Linked DNA regions of Homo sapiens: all the other regions are linked to region 3. The links are chromatin contacts, found by Hi-C or POLR2A ChIA-PET in ENCODE. All regions are on one chromosome and are shown on one strand. Each heading gives the region's core, a stretch centred on a gene start or an enhancer-like site at or near the end of the contact. The rest is flanking DNA. Distances are from core to core; before and after follow the strand shown. Region 1 holds the start of CRLF3 (cytokine receptor like factor 3). Region 2 holds the start of CPD (carboxypeptidase D). Region 3 holds the start of NUFIP2 (nuclear FMR1 interacting protein 2).

Region 1 (3,829 bases), core at 1,164-3,663, 1.5 Mb after region 3:
ACTTTGATAATATTTTTGTACCATAGACCTTCCTTAAAATGCAAGTTGACAGAGGACTTATGCCACAAACCCAAACATGCACAATCCACTAGAGTTAGCTTCGAGAGATGCTGTTGTAACTGCCACTGGCACAAAACACATTCCCAAAAGAGACTCACACTCACAAAAGAGAACTACATTATTACTCAGTCTAGTCAGAAGGCAATGTCATCAGGAACCTAATTGTGATCGATGTTCATTTAGTGTTTTCTGTCTGAAGCCCAAGACAATGGGCCTCAAAAACAAAACAAAACAAAGCTCATAATAAACTAAACCACAGAAAAGCATGTCCTGTATTTAAATTGTTGGATATAAAATTGAAAAAATACAGGTTTGAAAATTGAATACTGAACCATCTAGGGTGTAATCACGATTTTTTTTAATGCATCCAATATCAAGAGAAATTAATTACTCCCAGGTGCTAAACTCACTCATTTAGTGTCAACTCTGATTCTTAATTGCTAATACAAAAACAATAATCATGGTCATATAGAATACATCTTAACTGACTGAAATGTTAGATGGTATTTTAATATCTTTCTTTTCATACAATGTCTTACATCTAGAGTCCCTATTTCAAAATAGCAGAAGGAATAATGCAGATATTTTCAAAGAGAAATAGAGATGAGTGCATTGAAAGGCCTTGAAAAGTATTCACCAAATCAGCATAATCATATCTAGATTCTGCTTCCGGTTTCGCCACTAAAATGCAAATGATGTCTGGCCTACACTGGCTTTACAAATATTTTTAAATATATAAAACCCGGCCGGGCGCGGTGGCTCACGTCTGTATCCCAGCACTTTGGGAGGCTGAGGCAGGTGGATCACGAGGTCAGGAGTTCAAGATCATCCTGGCCAACCTGGTGAAACCTCCTCTCTACTAAAAATACAAAAATTAGCCGGGTGTGGTGGCGCAGACTTGTAATCCCAGCTACTCAGGAGGCTGAGGCAGGAGAATCGCTTGAACCCGGGAGGCGGAGGTTGTTGCAGTGAGCCGAGATAGTGCCACTGCACTCCACCCTGAGCGACACAGCCAGACTCCGTCTCAAAAAAAACAGATTATATATATACATACTTATATATGTTTGTATATGTTTTATATATATATATAAAACCCAAAACATGTTGAGTCGTTAATGATGAGAATATCCAAAGACACTGTTAGCACAGCACTTTTCTACCATTTTCAGGTTATATGCAGCAAGGAAGTGCTAAGACGACCAACTAGATTAATATCAAGTATGACCCAGAGAAATTCAGATGGAATCCCACTCACTCAAAAAGCACTTATTAAGCAGTTGCGTTAATAGTACTCTGAAGATTATCCGTCCTATCGCCAATTGGCAGCGGGTTATATCTTTTTCTATATATATTCGAGGGTATAGAGAAACCATATGGCTTTCCTGTATCTTTGATAACTCTTGCCCTGTGAAACAGATAACTGCACCACTTGAAATTATATTTAGCTTTTCCTTTCAGCACTCCTCTCTTAAAATCTATTTTTCCATTTCTCTATACCTTTGTATTCCCTCTCTCAAGGAAAAGGAAATCATTTTCCTTCTGCTCTTCCAACATAGCTTCACCTTCACCTTAAATTTTAAACCTTCTAGAACAGGATTACTCTAAATGATTTTTTAAAAAGCATTCAAGATCGTATGACATATTATTCAGGCATTAACCGCATTTATTGTCAAATGCTACTGCTTCTCAATCCCTACCTCTCCCTCACTCTCGCCCCTTAGTCCTCCCCTTCCAATATCCATTTTGTCTCCACTTTCAGCTCTCCCAGGTCACTGTCCCACCTCTTCCTCAGGCTCTCTAAAATCAATGCCTCCCCGCCTACCCACCGCAGGTTTTTTACCAGTCTCCTCCTCCCCCGACTCATCACTACCCGCATGACCCCCTCGGATTCTGCTCTGGTCCCTCACTCTCCCAAACTTCGGAGGCCACCGCTACTCCCATCGCTGCCCCACAGTTTAGTGAACGCTCCTCACACCCTCCCTCCACCCCCAAAACTTCCCCTTACGACCTCCCCAACTCCCACCTTCCCCGTTCCCAGACTCCATTAGGTCTCCTTTCAAATGAATGCCTCTTCCCTACTCCAGAGTTTTCGGACAGTCCCACCCCTCAAAGCCCTCCCAGCCTTCGCCCGGCATCCGCGCCACCCCCGGGCCCACAGCGCCCCTGTGGGTGTGGCCCTCCGACCTGCCTCCGCGCCTCACGCAGCCCCTCAAGCCGGTGACCCAGCTCCCGCCGGTAGCTCTGCGCTGCCTCCACGTTCTCGCGGGCCTCCTGCAACAGCAGCTCAGGCTCCAGCTCCATCGCCCCCCTCATCTGGCCGCGCGGCCGGCGAAACCTAGCGCGGGTTCCCGACTGCACCGGGCGCCTCCAAGCGGCCCGGCGCGGCCTCGCGCAGGCGGAAGCACCGCCCAGCCCCGCCGCCCCATGCCCCACGACGACCTTGATTGACGGGCGCACGGCGGCGCCTCGCGCGGGTGGCGTCCGGGTCCCAGCGCCGCCCGCCCCGCGGCTCACCCCGCCTCTTCCGTGCTGCGGCACAGCGCCGCTGGTTGGGCCTCCTTGGGAAACGTGCTGAGGCCTGGCAAGGTTGATAACCCGCACCTTGCCAAGTGCTTCTCACAGCTCATCGCATTCTTGCCTGACCTTCAGCCCTACCTGTATCTCCATTGCTCAGATGAGGAAATTGAGGGATAAAGGGGGGAATCGGCCGGGCGCGGTGGCTCACGCCTGCAGTCCCAGCACTTTGGGAGGCCGAGGCGGGCGGATCCCTTGAGCTCTGGAGTTCGAGACCCAGCCTGGGCAACACGGCGAAACCCTCTCTCACCAAAAATACTACTACTATTACTATTACTACTACTACTACTGCTACTACTAGCAACACGTAGTGGAGCACGCCTGTGGTCCCAGTGGATCGCTTGAGCCCGGGGGCCGAGGCTGCAGTGAGCTGTAATGGAGCCACTGCACTCCAGCCTGGGCGACAGAGCGAGACCCTGTCTCTAAATAAAAAATACTTTTTTTTAAATTAAAAATTTTAAAAAATAGCGAATCGACTTTTCCAAGCCGCAGAATTTGAGCCCAGATCTGATGACAAAAGCCCTGGTCCTTAAGAGCAGAGCAGGCCTTAGGGGAATTTACTAAGACCCAGGTGTCAGCGGGGAGCAGTGGCTCACGCCTGTAATCCCAGCACTTTGGGAGGCCGAGACGGGTGGATCACTGAGGTCAGAAGTTCAAGAGCAGCCATGGCCAACCTGGTGAAACCTCATCTCTACTAAAAATACAAAAATTAGCCGGGTGTGGTGGTGGGCGCCTGTAATCCCAGCTACTCGAGGGCTGAGGCAGGATAATTGCTTGAACCGGGAGGCAGAGGTTGCAGTGAGCCAAGATTGTGCCACTGCACTCCAACCTGGGCAACAAAGCGAGACTCGGTCTCAAAAAACAACAACAAAACCCAGGTGTCACCACCCAGAAGCTCGTGGACGAATGGGGGATCCAAGAGAGAGGCCCAAGAGATGACCAGCAGGACAGCAATTCTGGCACAAGTCCAAGAAGGGTGTTGGCAAGTGTTATCTGTAAGGACCGTAGTGAATAAGCTGGGCTTGGGCTTGCCAGACCGGAAGGTATCTGTCACAATAGGTGTGACTGTATGTAATAAAACCTTATGGGCAGGGCATGGTGGCTCACACCAGTAATCTTGGGAAGCTAAGGCAGGAGGATTGCTTGAGCCCAGGAGTTTGAGACCAGCCTTTGCAACATGAGGAGACCTCCTCTC
Region 2 (4,276 bases), core at 1,073-3,572, 1.1 Mb after region 3:
TAAACACAAAAGTGACTGAGGTCCAGAGCTTTGGGTTTCACTTATAACCATAAGCAACTGTGTACCTGCTAAGGAAGAAGGCTGCAGACCTGAAAGAGGCCCACGGAAGGCCTGGGGATTTCTGAGAGGACACCGGCTCAAGTTACATTCCCATATTATTTCACCACCCTCATGCTTGTTTATTTACATTTCAGGCTGCCTCTCTAGGCGAGGCTGCAGGAGTGAAGGGGCTGGAAGAGGTTTCAAAGGAGAGTGAACGTGGTAGAAAAGGAAATATTTGATTAGAAGTTAACATGTCCTCTGGGGCTTCTTTGACTTGGATTACTGTAAAAGTGCATGGTGTAATAGTTGAGCACTCCCGGGAGGTGGTGGGCGGTCTCTCTGTACAGAGTTGTGGCTTTGTTTCTGATGAGTTGCAGCTGCTGTGCATAATGTAGACTAGATCAAATGGGGCATGGAGAAGAGCCATTCACAGGACCGGAGTGACGGTGCTCGCTCTGATGGCAGAATACTAAATTAATCATCTTCACCTAAACCTGTGCTTTCTCCTGGCCTGTACCTCAGTGAATACCTGCAAGTTGCTTAGGCTGTAACTTGAAGTCAGCCTACAATCCTCTTTGTCTCCAGATCCTGTCCACTTTCCTTTCCGAAGGTCTTTCAGATCCATTTCCTTCTTTCCACCTCCACTGGCACTGCCCTCATTCAGAGTCTCATCATGTCTTCCTGGATTGCAGCTTCCTTCCAGGTCTCTCAGCCTCAAGTCTTAGGCCTCCCATTCAATTTTCCGTGTTACTGTCAGAGGAATTTTTCTAAACTAGCTTAAAACCCGTCTGTGGTTCTCCATGGCCTTCCAGATCAAATGTGCTCCCTGAAGACTGGCCTGTGAGCCCCTTCACACCAGTAATCCTGACCCTGCATGCAATTCCCAGAACACAAGGCATTTGTTCTCAAATCCTGCGGCTTTCTTTGCTTGCTTCTCCTCCTGCCTGGGATCCTTCCCATCCTCCATGGTTTCTCTCCTCCTTTCCTCCTCCTCAAGTTCAGATATTTCCCTCACCTGTACCCCCTCTGTTGTAGCATTTATCACAAACTACACTGAATCTCTTGACTGGGCAGAAGAATGAATTGTTTCCCAGCATCTAGCTTTGACATAAAAGTTGCTCAATAAATACTTGACGAATGAATGAACTCTATTAAAGTAGGGTTCAGTCATAGTTCAGGGAAGGGGCCCTGAAATAGCTGGCTCTGAAAGAAGGTAATGCCGGTTATTGCGATTATGTTGTTAGATGGGTAGAATTTCGCATTCGATTAAGGGATAGTTTTGGGTTTCTTCAAGCTAAAGAAACTAAAGCCTATAAAAGGTGATTTAAAAGACCTCTTCTCTAGACTTGATGAAACGCTGTAATTGCCATCTTTGGCTGACACTGAGGAGTTCAGGAATGCCAAGCAAGTGTTTCCAGAAATGTCAAACCTGCTGTTTTAAAATATGTCATTCCAGGGCACAGTTAAATATACAACTTGCTCCGATGAGGTGGGAGAAGTGGGCCGGTGAGCTGTGAAATGAAATCTGCCTAATGAGGGTCGAGGCCAGCACACACAGGGACCTATTTGCAGTAAAACAACGTGGGGTGACGCCTAAGAAATAGACAACATTAACACAAAGGGAGCCTACTACGTAGCACATTTCCGCTAGGCATAAAAGAGACACCTTTCCAGAAAGCAACTCTAAAAATGAATGCACCGCCTAGTGAGGTGCGAGCCTTCCTCCCCACGAGGCGTCCCGTGCAACCGCACGCGGACAGCGGGGCTCCAGCGGAGGCGGGGTGGATGCGGAGACAAGGCGCCTAGGAGACTGGGCTAAGGCTTTGAGTGTCCGAACGAAGATTCTTTCGAACCTATTGATTTTTTCTAGTCTTATGATTCTTTCGAACCTTTTGATTCTTTCCATTCTCGGTTCTAAGCATTAAAGCGCAGCTGAGAAAGGCAGCAACAAAGATGGGAAGAGAACTAGCAGGAGTTCTCAGAGAAAAATGGGTGATAATTTAGGGGAGAAGCCATAAAGAAGAGACTAAGCGAGAAGCGGAGCACACGCAGAAGACGAAACAAGGAGGAGGAGAAGAGAAGAAGAACCTTGGCGAAGGAAGAGAGTGACCAAACTCGTCCCGGACGGGAGGAGGGCAGGCCCGCCCAGAGGGAATCGGCTGCTTTAAGGGAAGCCCCGCCCCCTGGTGGTGACGCTCCACCAGGCCCGTCCGCGATTGGCTGCGGCCAGAGGGCGGGATGGGGTTGCTAGGCGAGGAGGGGATCCGGCGGGCCCCCGCCGCCCGGAGCGCTGAGCCGCGGGAGCGGAGCCGGGGTTAGCGGCGCTGCTGGAAGATGGCGAGCGGCCGGGACGAGCGGCCGCCTTGGCGGCTAGGGCGGCTCCTGTTGCTCATGTGCCTGCTGCTGCTGGGGAGCTCGGCCCGGGCGGCTCACATCAAGAAGGCGGAGGCGACTACCACAACTACGAGCGCGGGCGCCGAGGCGGCCGAGGGCCAGTTCGACCGCTACTACCACGAAGAGGAGTTGGAGTCGGCGCTGAGGGAGGCGGCGGCCGCGGGCCTCCCCGGCCTGGCCCGCCTCTTTAGCATCGGCCGCTCGGTGGAAGGCCGGCCGCTGTGGGTGCTTCGCCTCACCGCCGGCCTGGGGTCGCTAATCCCTGAGGGCGACGCGGGGCCTGACGCTGCCGGGCCCGACGCTGCGGGGCCGCTGCTGCCCGGCCGGCCCCAGGTGAAGCTGGTGGGCAACATGCATGGCGACGAGACCGTGTCGCGCCAGGTGTTGATCTACTTGGCCCGCGAGCTGGCGGCCGGCTACCGCCGCGGGGACCCGCGCCTGGTCCGCCTGCTCAACACCACCGACGTGTACCTGCTGCCCAGCCTCAACCCCGATGGCTTCGAGCGTGCCCGCGAGGGCGACTGTGGCTTCGGCGACGGCGGCCCGTCCGGGGCCAGCGGCCGCGACAATAGTCGCGGCCGCGACCTCAACCGAAGCTTTCCCGACCAGTTTAGCACCGGCGAACCCCCCGCCCTGGACGAGGTGCCCGAGGTGCGCGCCCTCATCGAGTGGATCCGCAGGAACAAGTGAGTGTTGCCTGCCCCCTCCCCGTCCGTGTGAGCCTCCAAGGGCCGAGGCTGGTTCCGGCACCCAGTAGGCGCTCAGACAATGCTGGCATAAGGGGTGGCGGTGGTGAAGGTGAAGGGAGACACCCTGTAACGGGGACAGGGCCCAGGCCGCGTAGCCTCCCGTCCTGCTAATCATCAAAGAATTGCCTCCTAGAGGCTGTCATTTGTTCAAGGGATGGCTGGAGGGGACACTCCTTTCTGACATTTCTGGTCCCTATTCTTACAGGGGCATAGAATATGAGCGAGAAGAGATCTTAAGGATAACCTAGGTCAGCTCACACATTTTATAGATAAGCTGTCAATGTTGTTATCTTATATCAAAAGTGCCTAATGTTATAGGCGCTGTGCTAATTTTTTCTGTGACTGCAGTATCTCACTTTATTTTGGCCACAACCTGATGTCATAGACACCATCAGTTTTGCATACGGGGAAATTGAGGGTCAGATTGGTTAACTGATTTACATAGGAGTGTGGCTGGGACTTAGAATTAGGCAATCTGATTCCCGATAGTCCTCTTAGCCACGGAGGGACACTGGAGCCCAAAAATGGCAGATGATATTCCCAGGATCTTCCCCTTGCCTATTTGACAGAAGCTGATTTTTCTCCAATTTTTACCTCTGACTCAGCTTAAGAAGATATGGACTTAGCTGGAGAACTTGCACAGATCTGTGAGCCGCTTCATTTTAGACTCTGAAGGGTTTGTGATGTCATTTGTGCACCTTATTAGCCTGGGCAGAATGGCTAATGGTCACACTTCTAATACACACTTTAAGTGTTATTAAGCATTGCATGAGGTTTAAAAAATTACAAAGTAGAAGAAGGAGGACCTCAAGAAATTAGTATAAAACAAGAGAATGTTATAAATATTTATGAGGTATGTTGGTGTACCCAGTTAAACTTTACAGGAATTGTTCCCACTGGCAAGATGTGTGTGGGCTGCAATAACACGGACCATCTCTGTGGAAGAGGTAGAGCTTGAGCTATCTCCAGAGATGGGCAGGATTTTCAGCAAAAAGGAGAGGAATAAAATAAGAGGGAACTCACTCCAGATGGCATAGTGTCTGAAGTGAGCAGGCATCTCTTCCCCTTTTCTAGCATCAGCTTTTCCCCAT
Region 3 (3,881 bases), core at 758-3,257:
GATTAGTTTGGGGATCAATATCGATTTTAAAATACGAAAAACACCTTTCTTTTTAACACGGAGAGAAGCCTCATCCGAGGCAAGATGGTAGTAGTCTAACCTCATGGATGAGCCACTTGGGTTCACCCTTAAGGACAAGAAAGAGGGGTCAAAAAGCTCGCACTCTTCCCCATCCTAACATTTTTTAAAATCCCTCACCTCAAAGACACTACCCAAGCTCAGAAGGTAAGTGCTGGGTCGGGAGGGGAATGGAACAAGGTTTTTGGATTTTTTTTTTTTTTTTGTAGAAAATGAGCTGCTAGAAGGAAAAGGCCCAAGTGAAAGCCTCAGAGGCGGAGTCGTGAGCGAACCTGGCAGGAGACGAGGTTCCTGTGGCAGAGAAACTCGTGACCGGGGAGCTGGGTTCCCGCTGGGTACCCCACCCGGCCTCAGGCACCGCCTCTACCCGAAATGAATCCCCCCGCCGCCCCCCCAGGCCTCCTGCCTCTAGGAGCGCCGCGGCCGCCGCCCGCGGCCTCCTTCCCTCTCAGCTCCGCTTCGAGGCCGGCTCCCCGCCCCGACTGCCCGCGCCTCCCGCCGCACCCGGGAGCGGGAAACGCGGCCGCTGGCGCGCGGGGCCCTGCGCAGGCCGCTCCCCTCGTGGCCGCTTCCCTCCCCCACCCCAACCGCCCCCGCCCCTCACCCCAGGGACCCGCCCGGGGCCGCGCGCCGCCACCGGGTTACACAACCCCGGCCGGCGACGGGGGGGGGGGCGGCCGCGGTGCGGGGGGCGCCGGCGCCCCCGCAGTGCAGGGGGCGAGGCTGCGGCCGGTGGTGATCCCGGGTCACCCGGCTCCGCCGCCCCGTGTGGCCCTCGACACCCTTCCCCCTCCGCTCCTCAGTGGGCCGGAGTCGGTGACAGGAATCGGCTTCCAACATGGCGGACAGGAAGCGGCCCCGCGAGGAGGAGAGAACATTCCAGCCGCGCCGGCTCTGGGGGGAGCGGGCGCGGGGCGCCGGCCTCGGGAGGAGCCGCGGGACAAGACTGCGGGGTCCGGCGCCCAAAAAGGGCGTTTAGTGGTGGAAATGACCCGTGAGATGAGGGGTCCCAACAGCCCCCCCCACCGAGACGGGGAGCCCCAAGGCCACAGGTGGGCTTGGGGTGGCGGGTGAGGGGCACTTCCTCAACTCACCCTACCTACCCACTCCTCGCCGCCTGCAAAAGGGTCTCGCGACACCATCCGAGTCGGGATTCGCTAGGCCTTCCTGAGTTACACCTCGAGGGATTTTTTGGGGGGGTAGGTTTACCCCATCTCAGGGCCCCCAAATTGAGGTAACTCCAGGGACGCAGGGAGGTGAATGGGAAAAGAATAATGAGGTTGGACTTGCAAGGCCGACCCAGCAGGTCTCCCTTCAGCCGGGGCCGGGGCCAGGAAGGTCACGCTGGCCTGGCTGGGCCTCTCCCATGCTGGAGGGAAGGAGAGGGCGCTGCAAACCCCATTGCTCAGCCCGAGCTCTAGAATGAAAGGGGCATCCCCAGAGCCGGAGGGGACACACACACACACACCCCGACCCCGTCCGCGCTTTTCGGATCCAGCCCCACCCCCATCTCTCCTGTCCTCCACCCCCAACCCCCTTCCCCCACCCGTCCTCCCTCCCAGACCTGTTTTCTTCTTCGGCGTTTCCTGGTGCTGCTGGAGGGTGTGTTTCTGCTCATGTTTCAGCGGCTTTGGCTGGGCCTTGGGGCTGCCCTCGGCTCCATGCTGCAGGTATTGGTGAGGCTGCTGGTGATGATGGTGGTGGTGGTGGTTGTGGCTGTGGTTGTAGAAATAATAATGGTGGTGGTGGTGCGGCTGCTGCTGCTGCTGCTGAGGGTGATGGTGCGGATGGTGGTGGCTGTGATGGTGCTGAGGCTGTGGCTGGCCGGGCTTCTCCTCCATTGAAAGCGGCTGGGACTCCCTGGCTGAGGCTGCGGGCTGCTGCACCGTCAGGATCTGAGACTGCTTCTCAGGGCTCACTCAGTATATCTGAGCGCGTCTCGCCAGCGCACTGGTTAACCGAGCGATTCTGCGAGATTGGCAGCCGCACTCCAACAATCAGGAGCCACGCTGTGCCGCAAGCCCCGCCCCCAGCTCAAATCCTCTTTCCTTCCCCTTCGCCGCTGCCGCCTGGCCAACGCCACTTACCCTGTGCAACCTCACAGGGCCGGGCCTTCAACGTCAGCACTATGGCTCTCTCTTCTGTCGCTTTCTCTCCTTCACCACGCAGTCTGTGAACAGCACTTTCTACACTCCTCGCCGGCAAGCAGGCTCGTGTCGAGGGTAGCAGATTCCACTGGCGATTCCACTGGTGCTGTGAGCCATCTGCTGGCTTTGCACCTCTTAGAATCTGGTGTTTTTTTGTTTTTTGTTTTGTTTTGTTTTTAATCCTTTTCCGGGTAACCAGAAAGGGAAGCTCAATTCCCTTAACCCCGAGACCACTAAAGGGGCAATACAAAAAGAGGAAATAAATACATTTTTAAGCATACAAGAGCTTCACAATCCAGTAGATCATTTTGTATTCTGGATTCATTTTGCTTTGTATTCATATGCTAATCTCTTCCTTTCCACGAAGGGATTATAGGGTTCCACAATGGGGTATCTGTGTAATTTTCTAAAAGGGCACAAAGGGTTTAAATCATTGTTTCTTTGTAGTTGGAGGCAAGGGAGAGCAGGAGGAATGAAAATTTACACTGAAGGTTTTTTTTTTTTTAATTAAACTCTGCAGGTGAGGTCAACTGTGGAACCAAAATAGGTTTTAGAATGAGAAGTTTCAAGAGCAAAGGAAGGGGAGAAAGAGCACTTAAAAGTTATTAAGTGGGTTTGTTTTTTTTTTTTTTGGCACTTATGGAAAAATTGAAATTAAAAGAAATATTCTGTAGCGTTTTGTAGTGTAGATTTAACTTATCCTGCATTACCACATCACAGTATATGATTTTCAAAAGCAAATGTTAGAGCCATGATAGTGGTTACTCAGGAAGGAAGAGGGTTGTGATGGGGAGGGACACAGGTTACTCTGATAATATTTCATTTTGGGGGCTAGGTGGTGATTACATATATTTGCTTAGTAATTATTTGTTAAACTGAATATACAGATAAAATGCACTTTTCCCAATGTATGTTATAGATTGGGGGATTTTTTTAATTGTAAAATATTCATAATATAAAATTTACCATCTTAATATTAAGTGTATGGTTCAGGTGCATTAGGTACATTCGTATTGTTGTAGAACCATGACCATCATCTATCTCCAGAACTTTTTCATCATTCCAAACTGAAACTTCATACCCAATAAAAATAAATGTCCTTTCCCTCCTCCTTCCATCCCTTGATAACCACTGTTCTGTTTTCTGTCTCTACGAACTTGACTATTCTAGGTACCTCATATAAGTGGGATTGTACTGTATTTGTCTTTTTGTGACTAGCTTTTTTGCATAATGTCTTCAGAGTAGCATACATCAGAATTTCCCTCTTTTTTAAGGCTGACTAATATTCCATTATATGTATATACCACATTTTGTTCATTCACTCAGCAACGGACATATGGACTGTTTCCTCAATGTATGTTACGTTTTTGAATTTTTAAAATGTGGCTTGAATTCCTACAACAGGACAACATTAAAGGAACAAGAAGCTTGAAAGCAAAAAGTTTATGCTATGAAATTAATGAATGTCAATGCAAAAGCTTATTTAAAACGTAAAAGCTGGTTTCCAATAACAAATGTCATTGAATCCTGAAAACCATGACCAAATTTTGGCATGTTCTATACAGTAAGGATTTGTGTTGCCTTGTTAAATTTTATTTTATTTTATTTTGAGATGGAGTTTTGTCCTTGTTGCCCAGGCTGGAGTGCAATGGCATG

The links. Hi-C counts contacts between places; a loop is a spot of excess contacts on that map. ChIA-PET counts read pairs that join two places held with the same protein, here RNA polymerase II (POLR2A). Pooled maps may share reads with other maps.
Region 1: a loop to region 3 is called in a map of naive thymus-derived CD4-positive, alpha-beta T cell, with 21 times the contacts of the local background. The contact joins the promoter of CRLF3 here to the promoter of NUFIP2 in region 3. A Hi-C loop is called at or near these places in 1 of 168 maps with a recorded cell type or tissue (naive thymus-derived CD4-positive, alpha-beta T cell) and 10 of 50 pooled maps. POLR2A ChIA-PET finds 5 or more read pairs at or near these places in 1 of 52 experiments (endothelial cell of umbilical vein).
Region 2: a loop to region 3 is called in a map of B cell, with 8 times the contacts of the local background. The contact joins the promoter of CPD here to the promoter of NUFIP2 in region 3. A Hi-C loop is called at or near these places in 1 of 168 maps with a recorded cell type or tissue (B cell) and 6 of 50 pooled maps. POLR2A ChIA-PET finds 5 or more read pairs at or near these places in 2 of 52 experiments (A673 and GM12878).

The regions. Positions count from the first base shown.
Region 1 is chr17:30,822,279-30,826,107 of GRCh38, forward strand. CRLF3 (cytokine receptor like factor 3) reads right to left here and starts at 2,414. Exons shown (of 8, transcript NM_015986.4): 1 at 2,245-2,414. The coding sequence starts at 2,373. RefSeq lists a silencer at 2,326-2,705 and an enhancer at 2,413-2,707.
Region 2 is chr17:30,376,605-30,380,880 of GRCh38, forward strand. It overlaps CPD (carboxypeptidase D), which reads left to right and starts at 2,323. Exons shown (of 21, transcript NM_001304.5): 1 at 2,323-3,122. The coding sequence starts at 2,377. RefSeq lists enhancers at 49-338, 589-638, 1,909-2,078, 2,224-3,151 and silencers at 2,129-2,368, 2,669-2,798.
Region 3 is chr17:29,292,141-29,296,021 of GRCh38, forward strand. NUFIP2 (nuclear FMR1 interacting protein 2) reads right to left here and starts at 2,008. Exons shown (of 4, transcript NM_020772.3): 1 at 1,643-2,008. The coding sequence starts at 1,919. RefSeq lists silencers at 677-856, 1,487-1,606 and enhancers at 1,313-2,073, 1,767-1,866, 2,177-2,376.